2 separate regions of the Homo sapiens genome follow, and region 1 is linked to region 2. A link is an interaction called in ENCODE POLR2A ChIA-PET data of the cell type or tissue named here. Cell type or tissue: MCF 10A. All regions are shown on one strand. Each heading gives the region's core, and the rest is flanking DNA. Links, peaks and the distances in the headings are about the cores only.

Region 1 (15,752 bases), core at 4,847-12,846, 74 kb after region 2:
CTTTAGCATGGGTGACTCCATTTTTATTTTAGCCAGGTCTATTGGGGCCTGGTGCAGGAGTTTAGTCCAAAACAAAGGCCTCCTATCATTTTTACTTAACACCCTTCAAGGGTATTCTCCAAGCCAACCATGAATTTTTTTTCCTACCTATTATTTTTCTGATCTTTCCTTCTATAGTTTCAGAACTTCTCAGGCTGGGCGCGGTAGCGCATGCCTGTAATCCCAGCACTTTGGGAGGTCGAGGTGGACGGATCACCTGAGGTCGGGCGTTCGAGACCAGCCTGACCAACATGGAGAAACTCCATCTCTACTAACAGATACAAAATTAGCCGGGCGTGATGATGCATGCCTGTAATCCCAGCTACTCGGTAGGCTGAGGCAGGAGAATTGCTTGAACCTGGGAGGCAGAGGTTGCAGTAAGCCGAGATCACGCCATGGCACTCCAGCCTGGGCAACAAGAGGGAAACTCTGTCTCAAAAAAAAAAAAAAAAAAAAGCTATTATACTTTCAGAACTTCTCAATTTGAAATTATCTTTGAGGGCCAGGCACGGTGGCTCATGCCTGTAATCCCAGCACTTTGGGAGGCCAAGGAGAGCGGATCATGAGCTCAGGAGTTCAAGACCAGCATGGCCAACATAGTGAAACCTCATCTCTACTAAAAATACAAAACATTAGCTGGGTGTGGTGGTGTGCACCTGTAATCCCAGCTACTCGGGAGGCTGAGGCAGGAGAATCACATGAACCCGGGAGGCAGAGGTTGCAGTGAGCCAAGATCGCACCATTGCACTCCAGCCTGGGCAACAGTGCAAGACTCTGTCTCAAACAAGAAAAAAAAAAAAAGAAAGAAATTTTCTTTGCGTTAGATGGGCTAAATTTTCAGATAAGTTTTCAGGCTACAGTGCAGGCTAATGGTTAACATTTATCAGGCTTTTTTTTCTTTTTTTATGGCCTTATATTTGTTTAGTGCTTTCACTTTTTGTTTGTTTCTTGAAACAACATTGAAAGAAAGCCTGAGTCTGTGTTGCCAAAGATTGACTGCTTGCTCTAGAAAAGCTCCTGAAGGCCTGGTGTGGTTGTTCCTGTGTGTAATCTCAACACTTTGGGAGGCCAAGGCACGCAGAGCACTTGAGGTCCTGGCCAACATGGTGAAACCATGACTATACTAAAAATACAAAAAATTAGCTGGGAATGGTGGCATGTGCCTGTAATCCCAGCTACTCTGGAGGCTGAGGCAGGAAAATCACTTGAACCCCAGAGGCAGAGGTTCCAGTGAGCCAAGATTGTGCCACTGCACTCCAGCCTGGGCAATGGAGCAAAACTCCATCTCAAAAAAAAAAAAAAAAAAAAAAGAGGCTGGGCGCAGTGGCTCACGCCTGTAATCCTAACACTTTGGGAGGCTGAGGCGGGTGGATTGCCTGAGCTCAGGAGTTCAAGACCAGCCTGGGCAACATGGTAAAAACCCATCTCTACTAAAACACACACACACACAAAAAATTAGCCAGGCATGGCGGCGTGCACCTGTAATCCCAGCAACTAGAGGGACTGAGACAAGAGAATCACTTGAACCCGGGGGTTGGAGGTTGCAGTGAGCCGAGATCGTGCCATTGCACTCCAGCCTGGGTGACAGAGTGAGAGACTCCATCTCAAAAAAAAAAAAAAGAAAGAAAGAAAGAAAACGTCCTGACTATACAGGTGGTTGGGTAAGTCACTCAACCTCTCCACAAAATAGAAATTGTAATTAATGAAGTCCCTGCCAATTCCAACATACTATGATTCTATCTTGATAATTGTTAACCCAGAAGAGAAAACTAAGATTAAGTGACTTGCCAGGGTTACACAACAAATTATTGACAAATCTGGGACAAGACTGTATCTGCTGACTTGAAGTCCAATACTTTTTACCTTATGATTCCAGGGACATAAGTAAACCACTAGCAAAATCAAATCTACATAATAATGACCCATATATGAGGATTAAATTGCTGAAAATTATATTTTCAATATTGGGCAGAGAGCCAATGGTTGGATTATGAAACATGGCTGAGAAATTGTTTTCTAAAAACAACTTCTAGGGCCGGGCGCAGTGGCTCATGCCCGTAATCCCAGCACTTTGGGAGGCCGAGGCAGGTGGATCACGAGGTCAAGAGTTCAAGACCAGCCTGGCCAAGATGGCAAAACCCTGGCTCTACTAAAAATACAAAAATTAGCCGGGCCTGGTGGCGGGCGCCTGTAATCCCAGCTACTCAGGAGGCTGAGACAGGGAATTGCTTGAACCCAGAAGGCAGAGGTTGCAGTGAGCCAAGATCGCACCACTGCCCTACAGCCTGGGTGACAGAGTGAGACTCCGTCTCAAAAAAAAAGAATAAACATTAAAAAATTTCTGGGCCGGGCACAGTGGCTCACGCCTGTAATCCCAGAACTTTGGGAGGCCGAGGCGGGCAGATCACAACGTCAGGAGTTTGAAACCAGCCTGGCCAATATGGTGAAACCCCATCTCTACTAAAAATACAAAAAGTCAGCCGAGTGTGTTGGCATGCGCCTGTAATCCCAGCTACTCAGGAGGCTGAGGCAGGAAAATTGCTTGAACCCAGGAGGCAGAGGTTGCAGTGAGCTGAGATGGTGCCATTGGACTTCAGATAGGACTACCCCTATAGTAACTTGGAGCCATAATAGTTTCCTTGGCTGGGCACAGTGGCTCACACCAGTAATCCCAGCAATTTGGGAGGCCAAGGTGGTCAAATAACTTGAGGTCAGGAGTTCAAGACCAGCATGGCCAACATGGCAAAATCCAGTCTCTACTAAAAATACAAAAGTTAGCCAGGTGTGGTGGCACCTGCTTGTAATGCCAGCTACTCGGGAGGGTGAGGTATAAGAATCACTTAAGCCTGGGAGGCAGAAGTTGCAGTAAGCCGAGATCGCACCATTGCACTCCAGTCTGGGTGACAGAGGGAAACTCTGTCTAAAAAAAAAAAAGTTTCCTTTAGCCAGGCACGGTGGTGGTGCATGTCTGTAATCCCAGCCACTCTGGAGACTGAGACCTGAGGATCCTTTGAGCCCAGGAGTTCCAGAAGAGCATGGGCAATATAGTGAGAACCCTCCCCCACATCTCTTTTCCGTCTTCCTAAAAATAAAGAAAATAAAATGATGGGAAAAACAGCAAACACAACCCTGCCTTCTGGATGTAAATATTTTTTTTTTTTGAGACAGAGTCTCACTCCGTTGCCCAGGCTGGAGTGCAGAGGCATGATCTTGGCTCACTGCAACCTCTGCCTCCCAGGTTCAAGCAATTCTCCTGCCTCAGCCTCGCAAATAGCTGGGACTACAGGCATGCGCCACTACATCTGGGATGTAAATCTATTTGGAATGTGTAACACATGACCATAGGGACGTGGTGTTTGTATAGATAGAACCTTTGGGTCTGGTGTGGTGGCAGGTGCCTATAACCCCAACTACTGGAGAGGCTGATGTGGGAGGATCACTGGAGCCCAGGGGTTCAAGACCAACCTGGGCAAGATAGACCCCTATCTAAAAAAATAAAAATAAAAATAAAAACCTCACTTGCAGCCAGGTGCAGTGGCTCACGCCTGTAATCTCAACACTTTGGGAGGCCAAGGCAGGTGGATCACCTGAGGTCAGGAGTTCGAGACCAGCCTGACCAACATGGTGAAACCCCATCTCTACTAAAAATACAAAAAATTAGCCAGGTGTGGTGGCAGCCACCAGTAATCTCAGCTACTTGGGAGGCTGAGGTAGGAGAATCGCTTGAACCTGGGAGGCGGAGGTTGCAGTGAGCCAAGATTGTGCCATTGCACTCCAGCATGGGCAACAAGAGTGAAACTCTGTATCAAAAAAAAAAGTGTATATATATATATATATATATATATATATATGTGTGTGTGTGTGTGTGTGTATATATATATGTGTGTATATATATATGTGTGTATATATATATGTATATGTGTATATGTGTATATATGTATATATGTGTATATATGTGTGTGTATATATGTGTATATGTGTATATATATATGTATATGTTTATACACACACACACACACACACACACACACACACACACACACATATATCTCCTGGGAACAAAATGGTGTTTAATAAACTATTTTATTTATTTATTTTTATTTATTTATTTTTTTTTTGAGACAGAGGCTCACTCTGTTGCCAGGCTGGAGTGCAGTGGTGCGACCTTGGCTCACTGCAACCTCTGCCTCTAGGGTTCAAGCAATTTTCCTGCCTCAGCCTCCTGAGTAGCTGGGACTAGAGGCGAGTGCCACCACACCCAGCTAATTTTTGTATTTTTTGTAGAGACGGGGTTTCACCATGTTCGCCAAGATGGTCTCGATCTCTTGACCTCATGATCCTCCCACCTTGGTCTCCCAAAGTGCTGGGATTACAGGCATGAGCCACCATGCCTGGCCTTTATTTATATTTTATTTATTTTTTTGAGACAGAGTCTCGCTCTGTCACCCAGGCTGGAGTGCAGTGGCGCGATCTCGGCTCACTGCAACCTTCACCTCCTGGGTTCAAGTAATTCTCCTGCCTCAGCCTCCAGAGTAGCTGGGATTACAGGCGAGCACCACCACACCCAGCTAATTTTTGTATTTTTAGTAGAGCTGGGGTTTCACCATATTGGTCAGGCTGGCCTCGAACTCCTAACCTCAGGTGATCCACCCGCCTCGGCCTCCCAAAGTGCTGGGATTACAGGCATGAACCACCATGCCTGGCCTACTTTTATTCTTTTACCAGATCGTTGAAATTAGCAGATCTGTTTCTCATGTCAGTTTTCTTTACTCATTCTCATTCTTTGCACACTAAGTTATTTTTTACCATGAGCCACATTTTCCTTGGAAAATATTTGTGGGAATTCTTGGAGGCCTAGGATAAAGGTTTATTCCTCCAGAGAGGATTTGCTTTTGCTTCTGCAAAGAAGGACACTTGAAACAATTCACCATTTGAGGTTTGTATTTTTGACCACCAGGAGATGTATATTTGGGCTACATATCCCTGGGAGGGCTAGCTTATGGGTCTAGTGCCACCCACACACACCTCCACAAACTCTCTCTTCCAAGACATCTTTCTTTTCACTCTGTTGGGGAAAGATATAATTACTTCCCATTTTCCCTCACTGAAACTGTAGACTGAGTTCCTAGATTTAGATTTCCCTCTTCCCCCAGGTCCTGGGCTTTGTCTTCTGTCCCACTTGCCTCAGGATGTCTAGAAAAATCAAGCTTTGGTCAGGGGCAGTGGCTCATGCCTGTAATCCCACCACTTTGGGAGGCCAAGGCAGGTGGAGCAATTGAGGCCAGGAGTTCGAGACCAGCTGGGCCAACATAGTGAAACCCTGTTTCTACTAAAAATACAAAAATTAGCCAAGCTTTGTGGCTATTTACACACACCTGTAATCCCAGCTACTCTGGAGGCTGAGGCATGAGAATCGCTTGAATCTGGGAGACGGAGGTTGCAATGAGCTGAGATCATACACTCCAGCCTGGGCGACAGAGCAAGACTCTGTCTCTGAAAATATATATATATCTGAAAAGGAATTTGGAGGAAAAAGGCTTTTATTCTAGTGAACAGTTAGCAAACTATAGAAATGCGGCCTTCCGTGTAAAACGAAGTTAAGCTCCAAAAACTAAAGAGACAGTTCAGTATTTTATTATTTTATTTTTATTTTTATTTTTTGAGATGGAGTGTTGCTCTGTCACCAAGGCTGGAGTGCAGTGGTGGGATCTTGGCTCACTGCAACCTCCACCGCCCAGTTCAAGCAGTTCTCTTGCCTCAGCCTCCCGAGTATCTGGGACTACAGGTGCACACCACCAGGTCCTGCTAATTTTTGTATTTTTAGTAGAGACGAGTTTCACCATGTTGGTCAGGCTGGTCTCGAACTCCTGACCTCAGATGATCTGCCCCCCCACCCCTTGGCCTCCCAAAGTGCTGGGATTACAGATGTGAGCCATCCGCGTCCAGCTGGACAGTTCGGCTTTTATAGCACAAGTTCCTGCCCAAGTTCCAATCAGGTCCATTTATGCAAATGAAGGCGTCAAACTAGCTTAGTTCTGATTGGTCAATATAGCTCAGTTCTGATTGGCCTCTTCAGCCCAGATTGAGTTCTGATTGGTTGGTTCAGGTGAATGGTTTTTTTGGTTGTGTTTTGTTTGTTTGTTTGTTTGTTTTTGAGACAGGATCTCTCTCACTCTGTAGCACAGGCTGGAGTTCCATGGTGCAATCTCCCCTCACAGCAACCTCCACCTCCCAGATTCAAGTGATTCTTCTCCCTCAGCCTCCCAAGTAGCTGAAATTGCAGACATGTGCCACCACGCCCGGCTAATTTTTGTACTTTCAATAGAGGCAGGGTTTCACCCTGTTGGCCAGGCTGGTCTTGAACTCCTGACCTTAAGTGATCTGCCCGCCTAGGCCTCCCAAAGTGCTGGGATTACACACGCGCCCCACTACGCCCGGCCAGCTCAGGTGAGTTCTGAAAGTACCAAGGTTTTAAAAAACGCTGGTTTTGGGCTGGGCGCAGTGGCTCACACCTGTAATCCCAGCACTTAGGGAGGCTGAGACGGGCAGATTACTGAAACTCGGGAGTTCGAAACCAGCCTGGCCAACAGGGTGAAACCCGGTCTCTACCGAAAATACAAAATTAGCCAGGCTTGGTGGCGGGTACCTGTAATCCCAGCTACTCCAGTGGCTGAGACAGGAGAATCACTTGAACCTGGGAGGAAGAGGTTGCAGTGAGCAGAGATCACGCCACTGCACTCCAGCCTGGGCGACAGAGCAAGACTCCGTCTCAAAAAATAAATAAATAAATAAACACTGGTTTTTAGATAACTCAGAGTGTGGGCCGGGTGCGGTGGCTCACGCCTGTAATCCCAGCACTTTGGGAGGCCATGGTGGGCAGATCACCTGAGGTCGGGAGTTCAAGACCAGCCTGACCAACATGGAAAACCCCATTTCTACTAAAAATACAAAATTAGCTGGGCTTGGTGGCGCATGTCTGTAATCCCAGCTACTCGGGAGGCTGAGGCAGGAGAATCGCTTGAACCCGGGAGGTGAAGGTCGCGGTGAGCCAAGATCGCGCCATTGCACTCCAGCCTTGGACAAGAGCGAAACTCTGTCTCAGAAAAAAAAAAGAGAGAGAGAGAGAGAGAGAGAGAAGAACTCTGTGTGTGTGACATCTAGTCATCAGCAAATGGCTGCTTGGCTCTATTTTAAATTTAGGCACAATCAGCCACCCAGGATCCATCTTTAATGATTGGCTCTTTCAGGTTCACATTTGTTCACACAGTTTACAGTCGTGGTGGCTCACACCTGTAATCCCAGCAATTTGGGAGCTGAGATGGTAGGATCGCTTGAAGCCGGGAGCAATCCTATATGTTGCTAAAATAACTTTCCTTTTTCTAGACTTAAATGGCTGACCGACTCTATTTCTGGTTGATTTGTTTCTCTTTCAATATGATAATATAGGCCGCAAGGTGGCTCACGCCTATAATCCTAGCACTTTGGAAAGGTGAGGCAGGAGGATCACTTGAGGTCAGGGGTTCGAGACCAGCGTGGCCAATATGGTGAAACCCCGTCTCTACTAAAAATACAAAAAATTAGCCTGGAGTGGTGGCGTATGCCTATAGTACCAGCTACTTGGGAGGCTGAGGTAGGAGAATTGCTTGAACCCAGAAGGCGGAGGTTGCAGTGAGCCGAGATCGCGCCACTGCACTCCAGCCTGGGTGACAGAGCAAGACCCTGTTTCAATAAATAAGTAAATAAGTATGGCCGGGCACGGTGGCTCAGGCCTGTAATCCCAGCACTTTGGGAGGCCGAGGCGGGCGGATCACCTGAGGTCGGGAGTTCGAGACCAGCCTGACCAATATGGAGAAACCCTGTCTCTACTAAAAATACAAAATTAGCTGGGCATGGTGGCGCATGCCTGTAATCCCAGCTACTCGGGAGGCTGAGGCAGGAGAAGCGCTTGAACCCGGGAGGCGGAGGTTGCGGTGAGCCGAGATCATGCCGTTGCACTCCAGCCTGGGCAACAAGAGTGAACTCTGTCTCAAAATAAATAAATAAATAAATAAATAAGTATGATAACATATTTCATCAAATTACATTTAAGTCCTGCTGAACTATGAGCAACATCTTTCTTCCATTAATTAAGACAAATTACAAATCAAACTGCCTTAATCAATAAAAGAAATGTATTGGCTTACATAACTGAACAATCTGAGATATGACAGTTTTAGCCAAAGCTGAATCTGGAACTCAAATGATACACTCAACACTTTGCTTCCTTCTCCATTTCTCAGCTTGGAGAAAGGCACCTAATTTTTTTTTTTTTTTTTTTTAAGACAGAGTCTCACGCTATTGCCCAGGCTGGAGTGCAGTGGCGCAGTCTTGGCCTGTAATCCCAGCACTTTGGGAGGCCGAGGCAGGTGGATCACCTGAGGTCAGGAGTTCGAGACCAGCCTGGCCAACATGGTGAAACCCCATCTCTACTAAAGATGCAAAAAATTAGCCAGGCATGGTGGCAGGTGCCTGTAATCCTAGCTACTCAGGAAGCTGAGGCAGGAGAATCGCTTTAACCCAGGAGGCAGAGGTTGAAGTCAGCTGAGATCATGCCATTGCACTCCAGCCTGGGCAACTAGAGCGAAACTTCATCTCAAAAAAAAAGGAGCCAGGCCTAGTGGCTCACACCTGTAAGCGCAGCAATGTAGGAGATCTAGGCAGGAGGATTGCATGAGCCCAGGAGTTCAAGATCGGCCTGGGCAAAAGTGTGAGACCCCATCTCTACAAAAAATTTAAAAATTAACTGGGTGCAGGCCAGGCGCAGTGGCTCACATCTGTAATCCCAGCACTTTGGGAGCCCAAGGTAGACAGATCACTTGAAGCCAGGAGTTCAAGACCAGCCTGGCCAACATGGTAAAATCCTGCCTTTACTAAAACTACAAAAATTAGCCGGGCATGGTGGTGCATTCCTGTAATCAATCTCAGCTACTCAGGAGGCTGACGTACGAGAATCACTTTAGCCCAGAAGGCGGTGCTTGCAATGAGCCAAGATTGAGTCACTGCACTCCAGCCAGGGCAACAGAGGAAAACACTAAAAAAAAAATAAAATGCCAGGTGCAATGGCTCACACCTGTAATCCCAGCACTTTGGGAGGCTGAAGCAGATGGATCACTTGAGGTCAGGAGTTGAAGACCAGCCTGTCCAACATGGTGAAACCCCCATCTCCACTAACAATACAAAAATTAGCCAGGCATGGTGGTGCATGCCTGTAATCCCAGCTACTCGAGAGGCTGAGGCAGGAGAATCTCGTGAACCTGAGAGGCAGAGGTTTCAGTGAGCCAAAATTGCACCTTTGCACTCCAGCCTGGGCAACAAGAGCAAAACTCCATCTCAATAAAAAGGAAAAAAAAGTGTCTTCTGAGAATTTGTGAACATAGTTTTACTCTCATTTTTTAGGGTCTGAGTGTTGAATTCTAGTGACCCCAAGGTGGTACTGCACTTTGGCACACAGCAAATATAAATTGCAAACCTTCTTTGGAAGAAACCTCCTCAACTCAAACTTCTAAGTTTGTCACAAATAAACTTAAGCTAAGCATGAACTCACAAAAACAAGTCTCCATGAATAAGAATCAATAATAAATAATATATTTTTACCGCTGAGATTCTCAGCTATTGTAATAATCAAATATGTAAATGAAGGCAAAATGAAGACATTTCAAACAAACCAAATCATAGGAAATTAATCATAAGCAGACCTGCACTATAAGGAAATGATAAAGAATGTTATTTAGGCCGGGCGTGGTGGCTCACGCCTGTAATCCCAGCACTTTGGGAGGCCGAGGTGGGTGGATCACCTGAGGTCAGGTGTTTGAGACCAGCCTGGCCAACATGGTGAAACCCCTTCTCTACAAAAATACAAAAATTAGCCAGACGTGGTGTTGGGTACCTGTAATCCCAGCCACATGGGAGGCTGAGGCAGGAGAATCACTTGAACCCAGGAGGCGGAGGTTGCAGTGAGCCGAGATTGCACCATTGCACTCCAGCCTGGGCGACAAGAGTGAGACTCCATCTCAAAAAAAAAAAAAAAAAAAAAAAAAAAAGAGCATTATTTAAGCAGAAAGAAAATGATATCAGAGGGCAATTAGATTCACACAAAAGAATGAAGAATGTCAGAAAATACCTGCTATAGTTTGAATGTTTGTGTCCCCTCGAAAATTCATGTTGAAACTTAATAGACTGCAGCAATGCAATCATGGCTTATAGCAGCCTTGACCTCCTGGGCCCAAGCAATCCACCTGCCTCGGTTTCTCAAGTAGCTGAGACTATAGGTGTGTGCCACTATACCCAGCTAATTTTTAAAATTTTTTGTGGAGATGGGAGTCTTGTTAGGTTGCCCAAACTCCTGGGCTCAAGTCATCCAAAATAAGCAAAGAGAAGAAAATAATAAAGATGGCTGGGCTCGGTGGCTCATGCCTGTAATCCCGGCACTTTGGGAGGCCGAGGCAGGCAGATCACTTCAGGTCAGGAGTTCCAGACCAGCCTGGTCAACATGGCAAAACCCCATCTCTACTAAAAATACAAAAATTAGCTGGGTGTAGTGGCGCACGCCTGTAATCCCAGCTATTCGGGAGGCTGAGGCAGAATTGCTTGAACCCTGGATTCTTGAACCTATCTCAGCCTCCCAACTAGCTGGGATTATAGGCGCCTGCCACCATGCCCAGCTAATTTTTGTATTTTTAGTAGAGACAGGGTTCTACCATGTTGGCCAGGCTGGTCTCGAACTCCTGACCAGCAGATGATCCACCCGCCTTGGCCTCCCAAAGTGCTGGGATTACAGCCATGAGCCACCACGCCCGGCCCAGTCTTTTCACTTCTATTGGCATAGATTAACTTGTGTAGAACATTAATCATGTTTAACAGATCACCATAAAAATCAAACAATAAGGCCGGGCGTGAGGGCTCTGTAATCCCAGAACTTTGGGAGGCCTAGGCAGGCGAATCACCTGAGGTCAGGAGTTCGCAACCAGCAGGACCAACATGGAGAAACCCCATCTCTACTAAAGATACAAAATTAGCCGGGCATGGTGGCACATGCCTGTAATCCCAGCTACTCGGGAGGCTGAGGCAGGAGAATCACTTGAACCCGGGAGGCAGAGGTTATGGTGAGCCGAGATGGTGCCATTGCACTCCAGCCTAGGCAACAAGAGTGAAACTCCATCTCAAAAAAAAAAAAAACAAACAATGAGAAAACACAGGCTCACCAATCTCCAACTCACTTATATATTCATAATACCTATGGTAGTGTCTCTTACAGTGATGGCTTCATAGCACCCAAATAAAAGTTACCTGGGCCACTTAAAAATGTAGATTCCTAAACCCCACTCAGATCTACTGAATTATAATCTCTAGGGGTGGAGCGAGGAAAATCTCCTTGTTTAACAAGTACCACAGTGACTATTATGCACACCAAAATTTGTAAATACAACTGGAGCCTCTAAGTAATTGAAAAACACATTGGTATTCAACCCTGATTCTGCTTTAACATCATCTGAAGGTTTTTGGGTTTTTAAAAAAATATTGATGTCCAGTCTCTGCTCCTGGAGAATCTGATTTATTAGGCCTGGTATCAGTATTCTGTTTTGCTTTTGCTTTTCCCCCAAAGGTTCCCAGATGATTCTAATGTGCAGCCAACAGTGGAAAGGCCTAGAACCAGAGAAATTAGAGATGAGCTGAAGAGCCTCAAAGAGTCTTTCCCTTGGCATGAAAAAACTGACCTCAAAATGAATCCCTTAAAGGGATATCAGGGACAAATTCTCCAGGATTCCTGCTAAAATGCATCCAAAAAGGATTCATTTATCATATTACTGTATTTACCTCTTACCTGGAAAAAACAGAAAACAGCCCTTAGGGAAAGGCTGTAGGATAAATACGTTTGGATAGATTTGGGGGAGAGGCTGATTTACATATAGTAATTATGGCATTTTGGAACAGGAAGGAATTGCAGAGATTATTTTATCTACATGAAGGATGTCCAAACTACACGCCACCTGTTATTGTATGGCCCACAAGGTAAGAATGATTTTAGGCTGGGCACGGTGGCTCAGGCCTGTAATCCCAGCACTTTGGGAGGCTGAGGCAGGTGGATCACTTGAGGCCAGGAGTTCGAGACCAGCCTGGCTAACACAGTGAAACCTCATTCCTATTAAAAATACAAAAATGTGTCGGGTGTGGTGGCACGCGCCTGTAGTCCCAGCGACTCAGGAGGCTGAGGCACAAGAATCATTTGAATTTGGGAGACGGAGGTTGCAGTGAACCAAGACTGAACCAATCACTGCACTCCAGCCAGGGCCACAAAGCAGACTCTATTTCAAAAAGAAAAAAAAAGGTTTGTACATTATTTATTAATTTTAAGAGACAGGTCTCACCATGTTGCCCAGGCTGTAGTGCAGTGGCTATTCACAGGTGTGATCCCACTACTGAGCAACACTGGAATTTTCATCTGCTGTTTCCGACTTGGGCTGGTTCACCCCCGCTTAGGCAACCTGGTGGTTTCCCGCTCCTGGGAGGTCGCCATATTGATGCTGAACTTAGGGCAGACAACCATTTGGCATCATGTGCTGCAGCCCAGAACTCCTGGGCTCAAGCAATCCTCCTGCCTCAGCCTCCCGAGTAGCTGGGACTATAGGAACATGCCACTGTGCCCAGTGGTTTTTACATTTTTAAATGGTGGGGGCCAGGTGCGGTGGCTCACGCCTGTAATCCCAGCACTTTAGGAGGCTGGGGCGGGCAGATCATATGAGGCCAAGAGTTCAAGACTAGCCTGGAATATGGCAAAACCCCATCTCTACTAAAAATACAAAAATTAGCCAGGTGCGGTAGCACGTGGCTGTAATCCCGGCTACTCAGGAGGCTGAGTCAGGAGAATTGCTTGAACCCAGGAGGCAAAGGTTGCAGTGAACTGAGGCTGCGCTCTAGCCTGGGCAACACCTGGCCTGTGATGGAGCTTGTAAATTAGATTGTCAGGTTTGCATTTTATACTGAGGGCAATAGGCAGGCGTGTAAGGGTTTGTAGAGGAGAGAGAAAATAAGGAATAATGCCCAGGATAACATCTCAGCAATTGGATATGATAAAGAACTTACTGGGATGGGAAACAGGAGAAGAAACAGGGGAAGCTGGTGAAAATGGTGGCATAAGGAACACCTGGTCTGTCCCTCCACAAGGACCATGGATAAACTGACAGAAACTCACAGAATGATCATTCTCAGAACTCTGGCTACTCATCGGAACCTTGCCACAACTGAGGAAATGCTTAGTTAAAAAAAAACAACTGAATCTTCATAGAAGAGCTTTGTGACATTGTACCTTATGCTGAACCTTCCCCTGTTCCTCAGCACAAAAGAGACCTTGAAGATGCACCGTGTTCACAGTAAGAGTGCCCAGTACCAGAGGGAGCAGAACAGACATTATACTCAAAGAATTTCAGTTGTTTGTTTTGATCTCTCTGGTGGGATCACTTGAGCCTAGGAGTTCTAGACCAGCCTTGGCAACATAGACAGACTCCGTCTCAAAACAAAATAACACAAACAAAAAAAAAAGAGGCAAGGTGCGGTGGCTCACGCCTGTAATCCCAGCACTTTGGGAGGCCAGGCAGTGGAACACTTGAGGTCAGGAGTTCCAGATCAGCCTGGCCAACATGGTGAAACCCTGTCTCCCCTAAAAATACAAAAAATTAGGCAGGTGTGGTGGCATGTGCCTGAAGTCCCAGCTACTCCAGAGGCTGAGACAGGAGAATCACATGAACCTGGAAGGTGAAGGTCACAGTGAACTGAGATCCCATCAGTGCACTGCAGCCTGCGCACCGAGTAAGACTCTGTCTTAAAAAAAAAACACAAAAAAAACAAAAAAACAAACAAAAAAAAACACCAGCTGCAGTGGCTCATCACTTAATCCCAGCACTTTGGGAGGCTGAGGCTTGTGAATCATGAGGTCAGGAGTTTGAGAGCAGCCTGGCCAACATGCTGAAACCCCGTCTCTACAAAACATACAAAAATTAGCTGAGTATGGTGGCGTGCACCTGTAATCCCAGCTACTCTAGAGGCTGAGGCAGGAGAATCGCTTGAACCAGGGAGGCAGAGCTTGCAGTGAGCCGAGATTGCACCACTGCACTCCAGCCTGGGTGACAGAGCGAGACTCCATCTCAAAAAAAAAAAAAAAAAGAAAGAAATACAAAAATTAGCCAGGTGTGGTGGCACACACCTGTAGTCCAAGCTACTGGGGAGGCTAAGGCAGAAGAATCGCTTGAACCCAGGAGGCGGAGGTTGCAGTGAGCCAAAATTGCACCACTGCATTTCAGCCTGGGCAACAGAGCAAGATGCCATCTCAAATAAAAAACAAAGGGCCGGGCACGGTGGCTCATGCCTGTAATCCCAGCACTTTGGGAGGCCAAGGTAGGAGGATTTCTTGAATCCAGGAGTTCAAGACCAGACTGGGCAATATAGTAAAGACCCTGTCTCTTAAAATAAAAGAAAAAGAAAACAGGCCAGGTGTGGTGGCTTACACCTGTAATCCCAGCACTTTGAGAGGCCAAGGCAGGCAGATCATTTGAGGTTAGGAGTTCAAGACCAACCTGGCCAACAAGGTAAAACCCCGTTTCTACTAAAAATACAAAAAAAAAAAAAAAGCCAGGCACGGTGGCTGATACCTGTAATCCCAGCACTTTGGGAGGCCAAGGCGGGTGGTCACCTGAGGTCAGGAGTTCGAGACCAGCCTGGCCAACATGGTGAAATCCCATCTCTACTAAAAATACAAAAATTAGCTGGGCATGGTGGCACATGCCTGTAATCCCAGCTACTTGGGAGGCTGAGGCAGGAGAATCACTCGAACCTGGGAAGCAGAGGTTGCAGTGAGCCAAGATCGCACCAATGCACTCCAGCCTGGGCGACAGAGCAAGACTCCGTCTCAACAACAACAACAACAAATTAGCCAGGCGTGGTGGCACACGCCTATAATCCCAGCTACTAGGGAAGCTGAGGCAGGAGAATCACTTGAACCTCAGAGTAGGAAGTTGCAGTAAACCGAGATTGCACCACTGCATTCCAGCCTGGCCGACAGAGGGAGACTCCATCTCAAAAATGAAAATAAAAATAACAATCAGGCAGGGCGCAGTGGCTCACACCTGTATCCCCAACACTTTGGGAGGCTGAGGCGGGTGGATCATGAGGTCAAGAGATCCAGACCATCCTGGCCAACATGGTGAAGCCCCATCTCTACTAAAAATACAAAAATTAGCTGGGTGTAGTAGTGCACAGCTGTAGTCCCAGCCACTTGGGACACAGGGGCAGGAGAATCGCTTGAACCGGGGAGGTGGAGATTGCAGTGAGCCGAGATCGTGCCACTGCACTCCAGCCTGGCGACAGACGGAGACTCCATCTCAATAAATAAATAAATAAATAAATAAATAAAAATCAGCTGGCTGGGTGTGGTGGCTCACGCCTGTAAACCCAGCACTTTCAGAGCCCGAGGTGAGCAGATCACTTGAGGTCAAGAGTTCGAGACCAGCCTGGCCAACATGGTGAAACCTCATCTCTACTCAAAATATAAAAATTAGCCAGGTGTGGTGGCACATGCCTGTAGTCCCAACTACTAGGGAGGCTGAGGCAGGAGAATAGCTTGAACCTGGGAGGCAGAGGTTGCAGTTAGCCGAGATCTTACCCTGCACTTCAGCCTGGGCGAC
Region 2 (15,752 bases), core at 1,732-9,731:
CCTCCTTTTTAAGTCGATTTTTCACCTGTTTTTATCACAGAAGAGCTCTTGTGAGCTGGATGATAGAGAGAGCTCAGCCTTGCTGAGAGGCAGATGCAGGTAGTTACCAGCTGCAGTAATAAACTGCAGCCGGGATTCAGCTTCAGCCAAGATAGCACTTCTGGTCTTAGAGCCACACAAGTGATCAGAATCACAAATGTGAAATCCATGACTGCCCAAGGCCTGTCCTCTTCTCCTGCTGAAGGTCTCCAGTAGTGTATATCATGTTTCTGGGCTGCTGTAACCCATGCTGTTGTGTGTCACAGTCCTCAGAACTGGAGCCCTGAAGACTTAAACCGGTCCTAGGAACTGAAGCATTAAACCAGAAAGAGCTGTGGGGAGAGTTGTCAACCTAGCCCATCCCCAGGATGTAATGACTTTGACAGATCTTTTACTATAACATGAAAAGATCAGGCCAGGTGTGGTAGCTATAATTCCAGCACTTAGGGAGCTTGAGGCCAGGAGTTTAAGACCAGCTGGGGCAACACAGCAAGACCCTATCTCAAAAAAAAAAAAAATTAGGCATGGCGGCACACACTTGTAGTCCCAGTTAACTCAGGAGGCTGAGGCAGAAGGATGGCTTGGGCCCAGGAGTTCAAGGCTGCAGTGAGCCCTGATCACACCACTGCACTCCAGCCCGGGCGACAGAGCAAGACCCTGTCCCTAAAAAATGGGGGAAATCAGTTGCATGTCACCTAGACCAGGTGGGCCACACTCGCACTTGAACGTTCCGTGACATCAAGAGCAGCAGAATACCCAGACATTAGCCAGGATGTCTCCGAGCCATTCATGGCATCACACAGCCAACCAGGGCATCTTGTCATTGTTCTAGCACAACAGGGCGACTTGGGTTATCCGTAGAAATACTGTCCGTTAATGAGTTTGTGTTTTGGCTCACATGAAATCACAGCCCTGAGGAATCTTGGGAAGCCATGTCCACATGTAGGTAAGTTTTCCTTTGCATTCTCTCACTAGCCTGCCATGTGTCTCTCCTCTTTCCTAGTGGGCCAGGACTGCTACACGAGAATCTGGAGCCTCCACGATGCCCGCCTACTGAGAACCATACCCTCCCCGTACCCTGCCTCCAAGGCCGACATTCCCAGTGTGGCCTTCTCGTCGCGGCTGGGGGGCTCCCGGGGCGCGCCGGGGCTGCTCATGGCTGTCGGGCAGGACCTTTACTGTTACTCCTACAGCTAATTCTGCAGGGCACAGCCCAGAGCCATGTGGATTTGACTTACGGGAGTAAAGCGTAACTTTTTACTGCATCTAATGAGGGTGTTTTAAGTGACACTCAGTGTACACAGATCCCATCCTCTGGCTGCTAGGAGAGAAGTGCTGAATGTTCCGTGTGGAGATGCTCAGGAAAGTTATTTGAGTTAAATTGCTGGCTGAGAGAGCTTGGAAGTCCTTTTCATAAAAGGTACCTCTTTCCTTTTCTTATTGAATTCTTAGAACTTAGTTAACCCTCCCTGCCTTTTCTTAACAAAAAGGACTTTTCTAAGGACTGAAGATTGGCAAAAACGAAAAGCTTCTTCCTCCAAGAGCCCATTGAAGAAGCCCAGTGATGAGACGGTGAGATGGTTTGAGTCCTCGGTGCCTGGGTAGCAGGAAGAAAGACCTGCATCCTGCATCTGTACTTGGGGAAGCCAGCGGAGAGGACGGGGAGGTTACTTCTCTAAGTTTCTGCAGAAATATTGAAGGCTGGAGTTTGGAATCCTTAAACTTGGCCTTCTCAAACTCAGCAGCAGATCTCCGGGATTCTGCTGTTATTATCCAAAGGCGTTGGAAGGAAAGATGGATCTTCTTACATGCTAGAAGTTTTAAACGGTCCTTAACATGCCTTTGTTCAAGCACCTTCCAGAATGTAAGGTTCAGCAGCTCTGGTTTCTATTACGGTGACTTGAATGTCAGATTCAAGGGCCCGGCGTCAAAGGAAATTGGTTTTGACTTTTTGTAATCTAGGAGCGACAGTTCGTGAGATGTTTATTCAGTGTTAAAGAGCCTGTTTTTCTACCAAACAATAAAACCAAGAGAAGAATCATGGTGTGACATGCACTTCTGTGAATGACTTAGGAGATCATGAGCTTGGGCTGCTGGGACCAGCTTTCATAGCCTTCCTGGAGAGCTTCCCTGGGCCCCTCCAGACCCACTCTGCCCTCATCATCTGTCCATCTCCACCCTGCTCTGTGCATGCCCAAAAGACTCACCTCTGGACTAGGTCAGGGTTCCCTGGCTCCCAGCAGCTAGGTAGGTTCAGCCAGTGGGAAGCAGCAGTAGAACACAGAGGGCAAGAGGAGAGGGAGTGGTTCCCCGGCTCCCTTCTGGTTGGGCTGTGGGTGGCTGTAACCAAAACCCACCACTTCTATTGGAAAGCGCTCAGAGAGAGCCGGGTTCCAGCAACTCTTCATTTGTCCCTTCAGACCTACAGCTGGTCATCACACCTCACTGTTGCTGGCCCAGAATGCCTCACTAGGTAGACTCGCAGTTACCCACTTGAATGTTTCCTGCCAGTACCCTGACTAATACAGCATATTCTATAAAGAACCAAATTTTTTTTTTTTTTTTGAGATGGTGTTTTATACTTGTTGCCCAGGCTGGAGTGCAATGGCGCTCTCACCGCACCCTCCACCTCCTGGGTTCTAGTGATTCTCCTGCCTCAGCCTCCCGAGTAGGTTGGATTATAGGCGCGTGCCACCACGCCTGGCTAATTTTGTATTTTTAGTAGAGATGGGGGTTTCTACATGTTGGTCAGGCTGGCCTCAAACTCCTGACCTCAGGTGATCTGCCCGCCTCAGCCTCCCAAAGTGCTGGGATTATAGGCCTGAGCCACCGCACCTGGCCCGATTCTTAAATATATTTAATCCGTCCGCCCCAGTTATCTAAGGCTCTGACCTCTTCCTTCTCCCACCAGCAAACCCCAGGGCAGTTTGCACTGTGCCCCCTCAGCATTGTGGCTGACAGTCTTCTGTATTCTCTTTCCCACATTCAGGATCATGGTGGCACAGGAAGGGATGGCTGGATAGTAGAATGCATCCTCCACATCTTCAGGAAAGGACAGAGATACCTCAACAGGAGAAGTTGGGCAGAGACAGGCAAGTGCTGCCTCCATTTCCAGCCTCATGATGGTTCCTGGGCCATAGCAAAGCCTGGTTGAGGGGAAGAGGCCCAGGGACTGCATCTTTCCAGCTTTTCTTCACATACACAAGCAGATGGTGGCACAGTACTCCCTGATACTAGCTAATAAGCACCTACTGTATGTCAGGCCCCCCCCACCTTTTTTTTTTTTTGAGACATGGTCTCACTCTGTCGCCCAAGCTGGAGTGCATGAGTTGCAGTAGCACAATTACTACTCACTGCAGTCTTGACCTCCTTGGGCTTGAGCAATCCTCCCACCTCAGTCTTCTGAGCAGTTGGGCCCACAGGTGTGCACCACCACACTCAGTTAATTTTTTATTTTTTGTAGAGATGGCGTCTCCCTATGTTTCCCAGGCTGGTCTTGAACTCCTAGGCTCAAGTGATCCTCTGGCCTCAGCCTCCCAAAGTGCTGGCATTACAGACACGAGCCATTTGTAAGACACTTCTCACCCTCACACTAACCCCACGGCACAGTTTGGGAAACAAGTTTGTTGAGTTAAAGTGGTTTGGCAAGAAGGGCTGAGCTGGGATTAAGATTCCGCTCTTCCCAACTCTGAAGCCCCTGTTCCCCTCACTGCTGTGTCCTGCTCATTTTCCAGGCCCAGGTTAACAACAATGGGAAAGAGTTGAGAGATACTTTTCTAACAGGGTAAACCCTCCTCCCAGCCCAACTCCACCATCCTGGGCCACTCCTCTACTCACATGATCCTTTGTACCATTTGGTCCAATTGATCTTGATCTCATCCATTTTTTCCACATGGGTCAGAGACAAGGGTGAGATTTTTCTCATTTCTCGTGGGAGAAAGGCAAGCTCTGCCAAGCCCAGAATTTCTGGCCCCTCCTGTCCCAGCACAAACCATTCACAGTCTTCCCGCAATTATTCCTGGTGCAGGGTTTTATTTCTAGGAAGCCTTCTGTCCCTCAACCTCACCAGCCCTTGGCTTTTCAGCCCAGAGGCTCAGGACATTTGAGGATTGCGTGTTTGGCTGTGGGCATGGGGAATGCAGTGACTACACCTGGTTGGCATCCCATACCACACCCAGGGGAATGGGGAAGCCAAGAGGTGGACTGGAAGCAGGCTCAGGCCTCTCTCTCCTTGCCCCCAAGGGCATCCTCTCCAGCAGATGGCCACTACAATGCTGATGTCAAACTGGTCAGTGGGTTCAGTGGAAGGTTTGGCTACCGCGGGAACACCCCAGCTCTCCGTCGGAGCACGTCTGTCTTTGGAGAGGTCACCCACTTCCCTCTGTTCTAACAGCATCTCTTCCCTTCATAGCCCTCAACCTGAATTTCTAAGACAGATGTTTAGGTGAACTCTCAATGTTATTTTACATTAAAAAAATTTGTGTCTCCAAGTGTGCCGTTTCTTCCCTGAGACTGGAGGAAGGAGCCAGCTGTACTCTCAGCTTCTCTTACCCTGGAGAGGAGGTGAGACGAGAAGGGCTTCTCAGGCCTATGCCCTTGCACTCGGAGAGGCTTCACTTCTACCCTGCCAGTGGGATAAGAAGGAGCCACACTATTCATCCTCAATAAAACACTTCCCCAGCTATCAGCAGGACCCCAGGATCAGAGCTGGCTACTGTTTCCATCAAGAACAGAGCAAAGGCCAAGCTCCGTGGTTTATGCGTGTAATCCCAGCACTTTGGGAGGCCGAAGTGATGCCGAGACAGGAGGATTGCTTGAGCTTAGGCAGTTGGATCACTTGAAACCAGCCTGGGCAACATGCCAAAACCCTGTCTTTACAAAACACACACACACACACACACACGCATGCACACTCTCTCTCTTAGCCCAGGCTGGAGTACAGTGGTGTGATCTCAGCTCACTGCAACCTCCGCCTCTCAGGGTTCAAGCAATTCTCCTGCCTCAGCCTCCCTAGTAGCTGGGATTACAGGCGCCTGCCACCACGCCCAGCTAATTTTTTTTGTATTTTTAGCAAAGACGGGATTTCGCCATGTTGGTCAGGCTGGTCTCAAACTCCTGACCTCACCTTGGCCTCCCAAAGTGCTGGGATTACAGGCGTGAGCCACTGCGCCCAACCCAGGATGTCATTTTTCAAGTGTTCCCTTTCAGTTTATTGGTGGCCAAGGGAAAAGCCAAAGCAGATGATGGATAATTAAGAAGGTGGGGCTTTAGGACACAAAGCTTGCCAGAACTCTAGTGTGGGTGGAACTTGATTGTATTGAGTCACCATAAGTGGACAAGGAAGGAGTTCCTGATAGGTGAAGGGGGTATAGCTCAGGGGTAGAGCATTTGACTGCAGATCAAGAGGTCCCCGGTTCAAATCCGGGTGCCCCCTTCCCGGATGTTTTCTCATTTAAAAGTAAATACTGTCAGCCACAGCGTCACCAGAAAAGATAGAGGGATTTTCAGCTTGCTCTTGTGCTAAAATTGCTCCTCCCACATTCCAGCTGACCATTAGGACAGAAAGCCCCCCTTTAGGACCTCCGCTGCCTTCCATTAAGACCAAGTACCTGAGGAGATTCTAAATCTATGAGTAAGTCTGAGAGCTGTGAACACAATTTGGCCATCGGGTGTGTGTCAGAGTATATATAAAAATGTTCCTTCAACATATACTTTTGAAAAGCTCCCTTGAATTAAAACATGAAAGAAGGGCCAGGCACAGTGGCTCACGCCAATAATCCCAGCACTTTGGAAACCAAGGTGGGCGGATCACTTGAGTTCAGGAGTTCAAGACCAGCTTGAGCCACATGGAGAAACCCTGTCTCTACTAAAAATACAAAAATTAGCCAGGTGTGGTGGTGCGTGCCTGTAATCCCAGCTACTTGGGAGGCTGAGGCAGGAGAATTGCTTGAACCCAGGAGGTGGAGGCTGCAGTGAGCCCAGATCATGCCACTGCACTCCAGCCAGGGTGACAGGAGAGACTGTCTCAAAAAACAAACAAAAAAAAAACCTCTTTGATGACATCCTTTGCCATGGTCTTTAATGCTACGCAACCACAACTAACCACCTTATGGGGTTTTCCCTTTGTCAGTTTTACAGTGGCTCACCCTTTCCCCTAGTTTCTTGTCATCAACTGTAATTAGGGTGATCCGGTGTTCAGCACCAAGGGTCTTCAGCCACATAGGCAGGCTCATCACAGCTGGGGGCAGCACACAAGGATGTGCCCAGCGCTTGTCTAGGACTTTGGCAGCTCCTCAAATTCCATGTGCTAGGCCATCATGGATGAGGGCAGCCTTTGGGACCTTTATAAAGCAGTATTAAGGTCCATGACACCTCCAGCAGTGATGCCTTCCTGGGCCATGGTGGTGGGTTAGGGGGGAAGCTGATTCTTGAACACACCTGAGCCTCTGCCTCCGTGACTCAGTGGCGGGGGGGAAAGAGCAGCAGTTTGTTCTTGGTTAACACTCACTGCACCTAAAATGTGGTCTAGGTTGCATGAAAAGGGGTTAAACTTGGCCAAGAAGTTGATTAAGCATTTTGGCCAGTTTGCTTGTTACCACTGATGTCATAAAAATTAATATGTTACAATCTCTGAGCATTTTTCTTTTTTTTTTTTTTAGACAAGGTTTCACTCTGTCGCCCAGGTGTGATCTTGGCTCACTGCAGCCTTGACCCCCCCAGGCTCAAGCAATTCTCCCACCTCAGCCTCCTGAGTAGCTGAGATTACAGGCGTGTGCCACCACATCAGTCTGATTTTTGAGGTTTTGGGGTTTCTTTTTTTTGTAGAGACAGGATTTTGCCATGTTGCTCAGGCTGGTCTAGAACTCCTGGCCTCAAAGGGATGCCTTGGCATCCCAAGCACTGGGATTACAAGTGTGAGCCACCGTGCCTGGCCTTGAAGGATTTTCCATTTTGCCCTACTCCCCAGGTGACAATGAAAGGTAGCAAATGAGCAGGTGATTGTGACGGCAGCACTGAGCTGTGATAGACCCCTTGCTGACTAGCTCAGTGTTTGCTTACTTATAGCCTTCTAGAGACAACAATGAATGGCACACACTGGTTATCAAAAATGTCCACAAATACTGGCCGGGTGCAGTGGCTCACACCTGTAATCCCAACACTTTGGGATCACTTGAGGTTGGGAGTTCAAGACCAGCCTGGCCAATGTGGTGAAACCCCGTGTCTACTGAAAATACAAAAACTAACCAAGCGTGGTGGTGCACGCCTGTAATCCCAGCTACTCAGAAGGCTGAGGCAGGAGAATCCCTTGAACCCTGGAGGCGGAGGCTGCAGTGAGCCGAGATTGCACCACTGCACTCCAGCCTGAGCGACAGAGTAAGACTCCGTCTCAAAAAAAAAAAAAGCCCACAAATAAATACTGCCTCATGTCCCATGTTGCTGTGGACACCCGAGAATCCAACTGGCCCAACATGGTTTGGAGGGCACTGCCAGCCTCCTGGGTGTCCCCAGAAAGGTTCCTCACAGCAGGCATCCTTCATCGAACACTGAATCAGCCCCTCTCTATTGCCTGTCAACCCTAGATCTGTCCTGGTCTAAATCTTCCAACCATCTCCAAAAACAATTTCAGGCTAAACTCCATTTCTTCTTGATTTCTCCATTTGTACGTGTTGCTAAAAGGCTCTGGTCCTACTCTAAGTCTGTCCTCTCCAGTCCATCCACTGTACTGCCACAGGAATGATCTTTCTAGATCTTTGCTTTTGATGGCTTCCTGTGACTCAGATAGAGTGTGTGGCCTTTTGTGATCTGACCTCATATGCCTCTCCATCCTCTTGCGCCATCTCTGCCTCACACCTGGTGCTCTCGGGACACCACGTTTCAAGCCTGTCCCCCACACATCTGGGCCTCTGCTCAAGCTGCCCAACTCCTTTTCATCCAGAAAAGTCCAACTTTTAAGGCTCAGCGTAAAAGACACCTCAGGAAGTTTCGTTTCCCCAGCATTTGATGCAACTAGACACTTGTTATGATAGATGAACAATTTTTTGTTTTGCCAGCATGATTTTGCTTTCATTACTACAACCCTAGAAAGTAAATTTCCACACTTTACAGAAGAAAAAACTGAATCTCAAGAGAGTGATTTGCCCAAGGTCTTCTGCTGATAAGTGTAGCAGAGCCAGCTGAGGCTCCTACTGAAGTTCAAGACTCTTATTAGGCCCCTTGTGTTGGGGAGAATGGGCTTCTTACTGTTCCTCTGGACATTTAAGATCTTCTTGGGTTCAGTTCAACATTTTCCCCTTTTCTTCCTCTTTCCTTAAGACTCACTGCCTCTGCCTCCCACAGTACCTTCTGGCCTGGGCCTGGCTATCGTATCTTTGCTCAGGTCTCCCTGCTTGCTCCTACTACCTGCCTGCCTGCTTGCACTCTTGGCTTCGCGTGAATAAAGGCAGCTGCTGCAATACCAAAAAGGATATTCTCTGTAGACACCATAATCTGAGCAAAGGCACGCAGACACAAATGCTCCTGGTAGTCCAGGGCAGCCAGAACCGAGGTGCCATGGTGGCTGGGAAATCCATTCAGGCTCTGCTTGTGTTGCAGTGTTTTTGTGTTTGTTTTCACAGAGACAGGGTCTTGCTATGTTGCCCAGGCTGGTCTCAAACTCCTGGCCTCAAGTGAACCTCCCGCCTCAGCCTCCCAGAGTGCTGGGATTATAGGCACGAGCCACCATGCCCAGCTGAGTTCCACTATCTTTGGATATGAAATGGAGTTATCTAAGGATAAAGCCAGAGCGTCAGAGAGATTCTGGCTAGAGTTAAGGGTATGGCCAGTTTAAGGTGGCTGTTGAAAACGTGGCAGTGGTTAAGTCCCTCAGTACAGCATCATGTACTGGAGGACTGCATGGCTCGCTGTCTACAAATGGTAGTTTCAAAGATGGCTCTGTTCACATGAGCCTGTCACTAAATTACAGATTATCTAATCCCAGAAAACCCCATACCCTATGGGCTTTAGTGTTCACGAGTATGTGACGATTTCCAAAGTACATTAAAAAAAAAATTATACCAGGTGCAATTTAAGATTTAGGAGTTAAAATGTGCTCAGATTTTGTACAGTAACTAAAACATCCTATTCATGATGAGAAGAATTACAGACTACGATTGTGGGTTCCACTGTCTCTCCCTAATCATGGTAAGTCTGAAATGGAAAATGCAAACATAGCTGCAAAATTAACATTGAATCAATTTTTTTTAACAATTGGAAGCTGGCCAGGAACAATGGCTCACACCTGTACCCCCTGCACTTTGGGAGGCCAAGGCAGCAGATTGCTTGAGCCAAGAGTTCAAGACCAGCCTGGGCAACATGGCAAAACCCCATCTCTATAAAATTCAAAAAAAAAAAAAAAATTGGAAGCTTAGCTCATGTTATAGGCTAGATCAACTTGTTTAATCTCTCAGCCAGTGAGTCTTTTTAGTGAAAAATAAAGCTGCTTTTAGTGAAAAAGTGTGATTGCCCTCAGCCATGAGAATCTTCAAGGCCAATGGAAATGATCAAAGCTAAGCTTGCTGACCACACTAGCAGTCACCTTGATTCTTACCTTTCCTCCTAAGAAGATATTGACCTTACCTGGAAATGCAAAAGAATTAACAAGCTGTGAAGGGGAAGGAAAACAGGGGGAGAAACTCTACAGTGCGATGGTGATAGAAGGGGTCTGGGGCTGCCTGGACTCAGGCCAGCTTGGAGTGTGCCGGGCAATGCTGGGCTTCTGATCCTGTAGGAGCCAGTGTCTTAGGCTGTAAGACAAGAACCCTACTGCGGACCTTCCAGTGTGGTTGTGACAATTAACCATGTAAAGCTCCTAGCATAGTGCAAGGCACGTTAACAGGCACCTAAATATTGGTTCTCTTTGCTTTTCCGGTTCCCAAATAAATCAGCAGTTAAACCCAAGGGATGTGTAAGGATCCCACTTGGTCTCATTGATCACAGACCGCGTCATTCTCAGCCACAAGTTGCAATCTCCAGTCACAGCCCTCAGGGATATGTTCAACAACTGTCTCTACCTATGAGCAAGCCTTTTAAACCAGAAAGTGATTAAAACCCTTTCCATGGCTCCCCCTGAAAAGGAGAGGGGACGAAAATCTGTTACTACATGTCGGATAGTGGTTACTCCTGGTGGGGGGAGGGACCAGGAGTTCTTGCAGGACAGCCATGTTCTGTTTCTTAATTTGGGTGCTGATTGGTTACGTAGTATTCAGTTTGAGAAAATCAAGCTGAAGTATAGATGTATAATAGTTCAATAGGTTTGTTTTTGTTGTTGAGACAGGTTCTCACTCTGTCACCCAGGCTGGAGTACAGTGACATCTCTGAGGCTCAAGCAATCCTCCTACCTCAGCCTCCCGGTAGCTGGAATTACAGGCGCCCAGCTTTTTTGGGGGGAGGGGTTGGTTTTCTTGGTAGGGACAGGGTTCACTCACCACGTTGCCCAGGCTGGTCTCAAACTCCTGGGCTTAAGTGATCCGCCCACCTTGGCCTCCCAAAGTGCTGGGATCACAGGTATGAGTGACCACGCCTAGCCAGGACTACGTATTTTAAACCTAGGGAGTGAAAATCAGGACTAATACCCCATCTCTTCTACTGTGCGAGAGGATTCCTCAACAGACCCTGACCCGACAGCTGCCAGAGTGTAACCCAGAGAACCCAAGCTGTGAAACCGCCACCGCTGAGCCTTGCTCAGCCAATGCCACGGCTGCAGAAAGGGGGTCTGCCGGGTGACCCCGGCTGCAGAAAGGTCTGAGGAACACCTCTAAGTACAGGATAAGTGGTAAGAATGTGGGGGCCCTCTAGTCACTAGAGAGAATTCCATGACTGTCAGCTATTGCCTTCCCTACATAAAGGAATATTCATGACCAGCTCAAAGCTCTGGTCCCAGTCAGCACACTGATCTGGGTGGGGCATGGTATCTAGCGAAGGGCTGGGGACAACAGGCTGTGGTCATGAGACTGACATCCACTGCACAGGATCATGGTTTGGGGGTACTTGGCTATGGTGGGGTTTTTTTGTTTGTTTGTTTGTTTGTTTTGAGACGGGGTCTCACTCTGTCACCCAGGCTAGAGTGCAGTGGCGCAATCTCGGCTCACTGCAAACTCCACCTCCTGGGTTCAAGCCATTCTCCTGCCTCAGCCTCCTGAGTAGCTGGGACTACAGGTGCCCACCACCACGCCCGGCTAATTTTTTTTGTATTTTTAGTAGAGATGGGGTTTCACCATGGTAGCCAGGATGGTCTTGATCTCCTGACCTCATGATCTTCCCGCCTTGGCCTCCCAAAGTACTGGGATTACAGGCGTGAGCCACCGCGCCTGGCCATTTTTTTTTTTTTTTTAAACAGAGTTTCACTCTTGTTGCCCAGGCTACAGTGCAACAATGGTGCAATCTCAGCTCAGCACAACCTCCACCTCCCGGGTTCAAGCAATTCTCTTGCCTCAACCTCCCAAGTAGCTGGGATGACAAGATTGCGCCACCACACCCAACTAATTTTTTGTATTTTTAGTAGAGACGGGGTTTCTACATGTTGGTCAGGCTGGTCTCGAACTCCCAACCTAAAGTGATCCCCCTCCGGCCTTGGCCTCCCAAAGTGCTGAGATTACAGGCATGAGCCACCACGCCCAGCCGGCTATGGTTTTGAAAAAGTTCTTATTTGTCAGAGTAAAAGACTGCAGTATTTGCAGGTAAAATATTACCGCCCTTGAAACATGCCCCTTACTTGGCCTCTGCTTGGAAAGCCACCATCAGCTGGAGACAGATGGTGGCTGGAAGGCACTGATGGAATGAGAGGAAAGAGCCAGCACAGTCGAGATGCAGGAAGATTCCTTTATGATGGCGAATTGGATGGTACACAGTTCTAGAGTAGGGTCCCAGTCACTGGACCCCAGGAGGCAGGAGGAGCAGGGCTGAGAGGGACGACACACTCCAGGGCTCATGTCACACCGATAGGCGCACCAGGAATGACCGCCATATACTTCCCTAAAGCTCAACCCACCCACCAGTTCAGTTAAGAATTATACTTTAATTCGTGTTTGGCCACTGAAGATCAAATCCACCATGATGATAGGATTTCAGCACAACGGGCCCTTTCCAGTCATGACAGACAGAGATGTCCAGGCTCTTGAGGAGAAACAAAAGTTCCTTTGACTTCTCTTGCAAGGACCAAAGAGATAAATTTTTTCTTTACGATCTGTTGAAATATTTATATAGACTTTTAAAAACAACTAACAGTTCATCCTGTGCTCAGTTTCCCTGGAAGGTTTCTCATGATCGCCCCTCCGAGAGCTAGAGGGGTTGTGTGTCTGGGAACAAAGGATTAAGACACTTTAAAATAAGCAATGAAAATCCTAGTGCGACACTCAGAAGCAGATGGTGGGCTTGAGGGGGCCGAGGGGTGGGAGGCAGATGCTTCGATTGAGGAGCTGGGTGCCGCCTTTTGGGAAAGCCGAGTGGAGACAGAAGCATCGGGACAGGAAGCCCTGCTGGAGAAGGCTCAGTTCCTTCCTTGCTGTTCCCTGGGGGACCAGGGACAGCACGGCCCCTGCATTTCTACTTCTCAGGGCCGAAGACCCGACCTCTGACCCTCCACCCACTCCGGTGACCTGCACGCTAAGTTGGGTGGTCTCTGACTAAAACAGGCTTAAGCCAAGAATTGGGACTCGACTCCCAGGAGACCTAGGGAGAATTCCCTTCAGGCTGTTTCAGGCAGGAAGGACCAGGGAGGCTCACTCCCCAGGCAGCTGACAGGCATGGAGGGAAGAGCCAAGGACAGGAGAGGCTTCCAAGGCTCCAAGAGCAGCAGAGGAAGGGGCCAGCCACGTGGTGGCCATGGACCTGGCTCGGCTCATGAGGAAGACGTGCTGCCACTGCCACCTCACCCTGTGCGGAGGAGACTGTGCGAAGTCTTCACAGCCAGCAGCAGCCTCGATACGCCCCGAGTGCCTTTCATATGTATATATGAGAGAGAGATATACACATATATATTCATTATTTTTAACTGAAATAAATGCAACGGATTCAGGTTCATTCCCCTTTGCGATAAGTTGCAAGGTCCCCTGCCCTGAGGGGTCCACACCTTCGGGCCTGCCGCCAGGCTCACCCCCACTGAGGGAAAGTGGCCCTGGATGCGGAGAGGAGAGGACACACACCACAGCAGGTGACTGGGAGGAGGGCCTACCTCGCAAGACTGTTTCTAACCCTGAGAACCTAAGGAATTGTGAAGGACTCGGAGAGGGGGCTGGGGTTAAAGGTCACCGGGCTTTTTATTGCAGTTGAAGCAGACTCGGACGGGATGGTCCCAGCCACGAGAAGGAACAGCCCGGCGGTCATGGGAGCACTCATCACAGAAGCCCTGTCCGCAGGCCCGGCAGTGGTGCTTGGAGAGCTTGATGCTGAACTCCTTCCGGCAGTTGTGGCAGTGGAGGATTTCGTGGTCAGGCACCCAGTACGCAGGCCTGGCCGCGTCCTTTACCAGACCTAAGGCAGGGAACAATGGTCAGGGCACCCAAAGCCCAATACCCCGAGGCCCAACTAGCAAGAGGCCATCCTCGGATGCTTACTGGCTTATAATCCCAACTGCACACAGAATTGCTGACAGAGCTTTTTAAAAATGCAGAAGCCCAGGCTCTGCCACTCACATCCAGATCAGAGTCTTTGGGGCTGTCGCATAGGCACTGATTTTCCCTTTTCCTTTTTCACATTTTTTAAGATTTTTTGGAGTCAGAGTCTCATTCTGTCGCCCAGGTTGGAGTGCAGTATCACGATTTCGGCTCACCACAACCTCTGCCTCCTGGGTTCAAACAATCCTCCCACCTCAGCCTCCCAAGTAGCTGGGACTACAGGTGTGCACCACCACACCTGGCTAATTTTTGTAGAGACAGGGTTTCACCATGTTGTCCGGGCTGGTCTCGAACTCCTAGTCTCAAGTGATCTGCCCACCTCGGCTTCCCAAAGTGCTGGGATTGTAGGCATAACATTATAGGCATGAGCCACCACGCCCTTTCTTTCTCTTTTGTGACAGGGTCTCACTCTGTTGCCCAGGCTGGTCTCAAATTACTGGGACTCAAGGGAGCCTCCTGCCTGAGTCTCCCAAGTAGCTAGGATTATAGGCATGCACCCCCACACCCAGCTCCTTGATCTTTATGTATCTATGAAGCCCTCCTTGTAAACTGAAGGGGCAGCCGTGTTAAGAACCCCTGGAGGAAATATAAAGAAGTCTGGGCTCTGGAGTCAGACACTCAAATCCCAATTCTACTGAGATCAGGTTAATCAGCAGCTGCTGGATTAAGAAAGGTTAGCTAAGGCTGGGCATGGTGGCTCACACCTATAATCCCAGCACTTTGGGAGGCAGAGGCAGGAGGACCACTCAAGGTCAGGAGTTCGAGACCAGCCTGGCCAACATGGTGAAACCCTGTCTCTACTAAAAATACAAAAATTAGCCGGGCGTGGTGGTATAACCCCAGCTACTTGGAAGCCTGAGGCATGAGAATCGCTTAAACCTGGGAGGTGGAGGTTGCAGTAAGCCAAGATCACACCACTGCACTCCAGCCTGGACAATAGCGAGAGTCAGTCTCAAAAAAAAAAGAAAGGTTAGCTAACCTCTCAGGGGCTTACTCATCTTTAACAACCCACCTTCAAGAACTGTGATGAGGATGAGAAGAAAGAACATGCCTGACACACTGGCCTGGTACTCAACACCCTGTGGGCGCTCAGAATGGGAGCACTTGGTGAGCACAGCCAGCAGGCTATGCTCTGCCTTCTGTGCCAAGGACAGTTCTTGCCTCTCCCAGGTACCCCTGGGGACAGATGCAACCTGAGATTTAAGCTTGGGCAAATCCAGCAATTCCTACATCATCTACTCACTTTGTGAGCTGCAATGAGGAAATCTGCTCCAGGCCATTTTCATCACTACTCACTTTTGCTCGCTCCCCTACAATGTGCCACGCTGCCCCAGGCCTGGCCAGCCTTGCGTAAGCCTGCCAAGCACTGGTTGATTTCCCTCCCTCTCCCCCTCGCCATCCTAAATACAAATACCCCTCACATCCAGGGCTGGGTAGCTATTTTAAATCTTCTTTTTTTTTTTTTTTTGAGACAGAGTCTCGCTCTGTTGCCCAGGCTGGAGTGCAGTGGTGCGATCTCGCCTCACTGCAAGCTCCACCTCCCGGGTTCATGCCATTCTCCTGCCTCAGCCTCCCTAGTAGCTGGGACTACAGGTGCCCGCCACCACGCCTGGCTAATTTTTTTGTATTTTCAGTAGAGACGGGTTTTCACCGTGTGTTGGCCAAGACTGATCTCTTGACTTCGTGATCCACCTGCCTTGGCCTCCCAAAGTGCTGGTATTATAGGCGTGAGCCACGGTGCCCGGCCAGCTATTTTAAATCTTAAACTACTAACAGTTTGGCTGGTGTGACAGACTAAAGACAGCCATAGAATCTTTCACCCACTTTCCATCTTTGACACTCCTGCCCCCTCCCTTGAATCTAGACAAACCTGTGACGGCAGCAGACTCCAGGAGATGACAGCAGAAGTGCCTGTCTGCAGTCCTAGGCCTCAAGAGATGGGCAGCTTCAGCCAGGCACAGTGGCTCACGCCTGTAATCCCAGCACTTTGGGAGGCCAAGGCCGGTGGATCACCTGAGCTCAGGAGTTCGGGACCAGCCTGGTCAACATGGTGAAACCCCGTCT

Evidence for each region. Peaks named below come from ENCODE experiments on the same cell type or tissue, not always from the same donor. Only the 100,000 strongest peaks of a DNase experiment are listed, where the experiment ranks them.
Region 1: POLR2A ChIA-PET joins it to region 2 with 5 read pairs; 6 of 35 experiments call an interaction of 5 or more read pairs at or near these places.

What each region holds. Positions count from the first base shown.
Region 1 is chr14:73,028,191-73,043,942 of GRCh38, forward strand. It overlaps the pseudogene RN7SL586P. Among named protein-coding and RNA genes, the nearest start is that of ZFYVE1, 9.0 kb to the left of the region's middle. RefSeq lists a silencer at 7,942-8,115. In MCF 10A, for the core only: no CTCF peak of the experiment used is centred there; a DNase peak (open chromatin) is centred at 9,051.
Region 2 is chr14:72,957,570-72,973,321 of GRCh38, forward strand. It overlaps DCAF4 (DDB1 and CUL4 associated factor 4), which reads left to right. Exons shown (of 14, transcript NM_015604.4): 14 at 1,043-2,134. The coding sequence ends at 1,236. It overlaps TRC-GCA8-1 (tRNA-Cys (anticodon GCA) 8-1), which reads left to right and starts at 5,402; the gene lies at 5,402-5,473. ZFYVE1 (zinc finger FYVE-type containing 1) reads right to left here. Exons shown (of 12, transcript NM_021260.4): 12 at 11,882-13,545. The coding sequence ends at 13,313. It also overlaps the pseudogene LOC100420966 and the pseudogene RPS12P1. RefSeq lists an enhancer at 12,874-13,375. In MCF 10A, for the core only: no CTCF peak of the experiment used is centred there; DNase peaks (open chromatin) are centred at 4,202, 4,892, 5,492 and 7,832.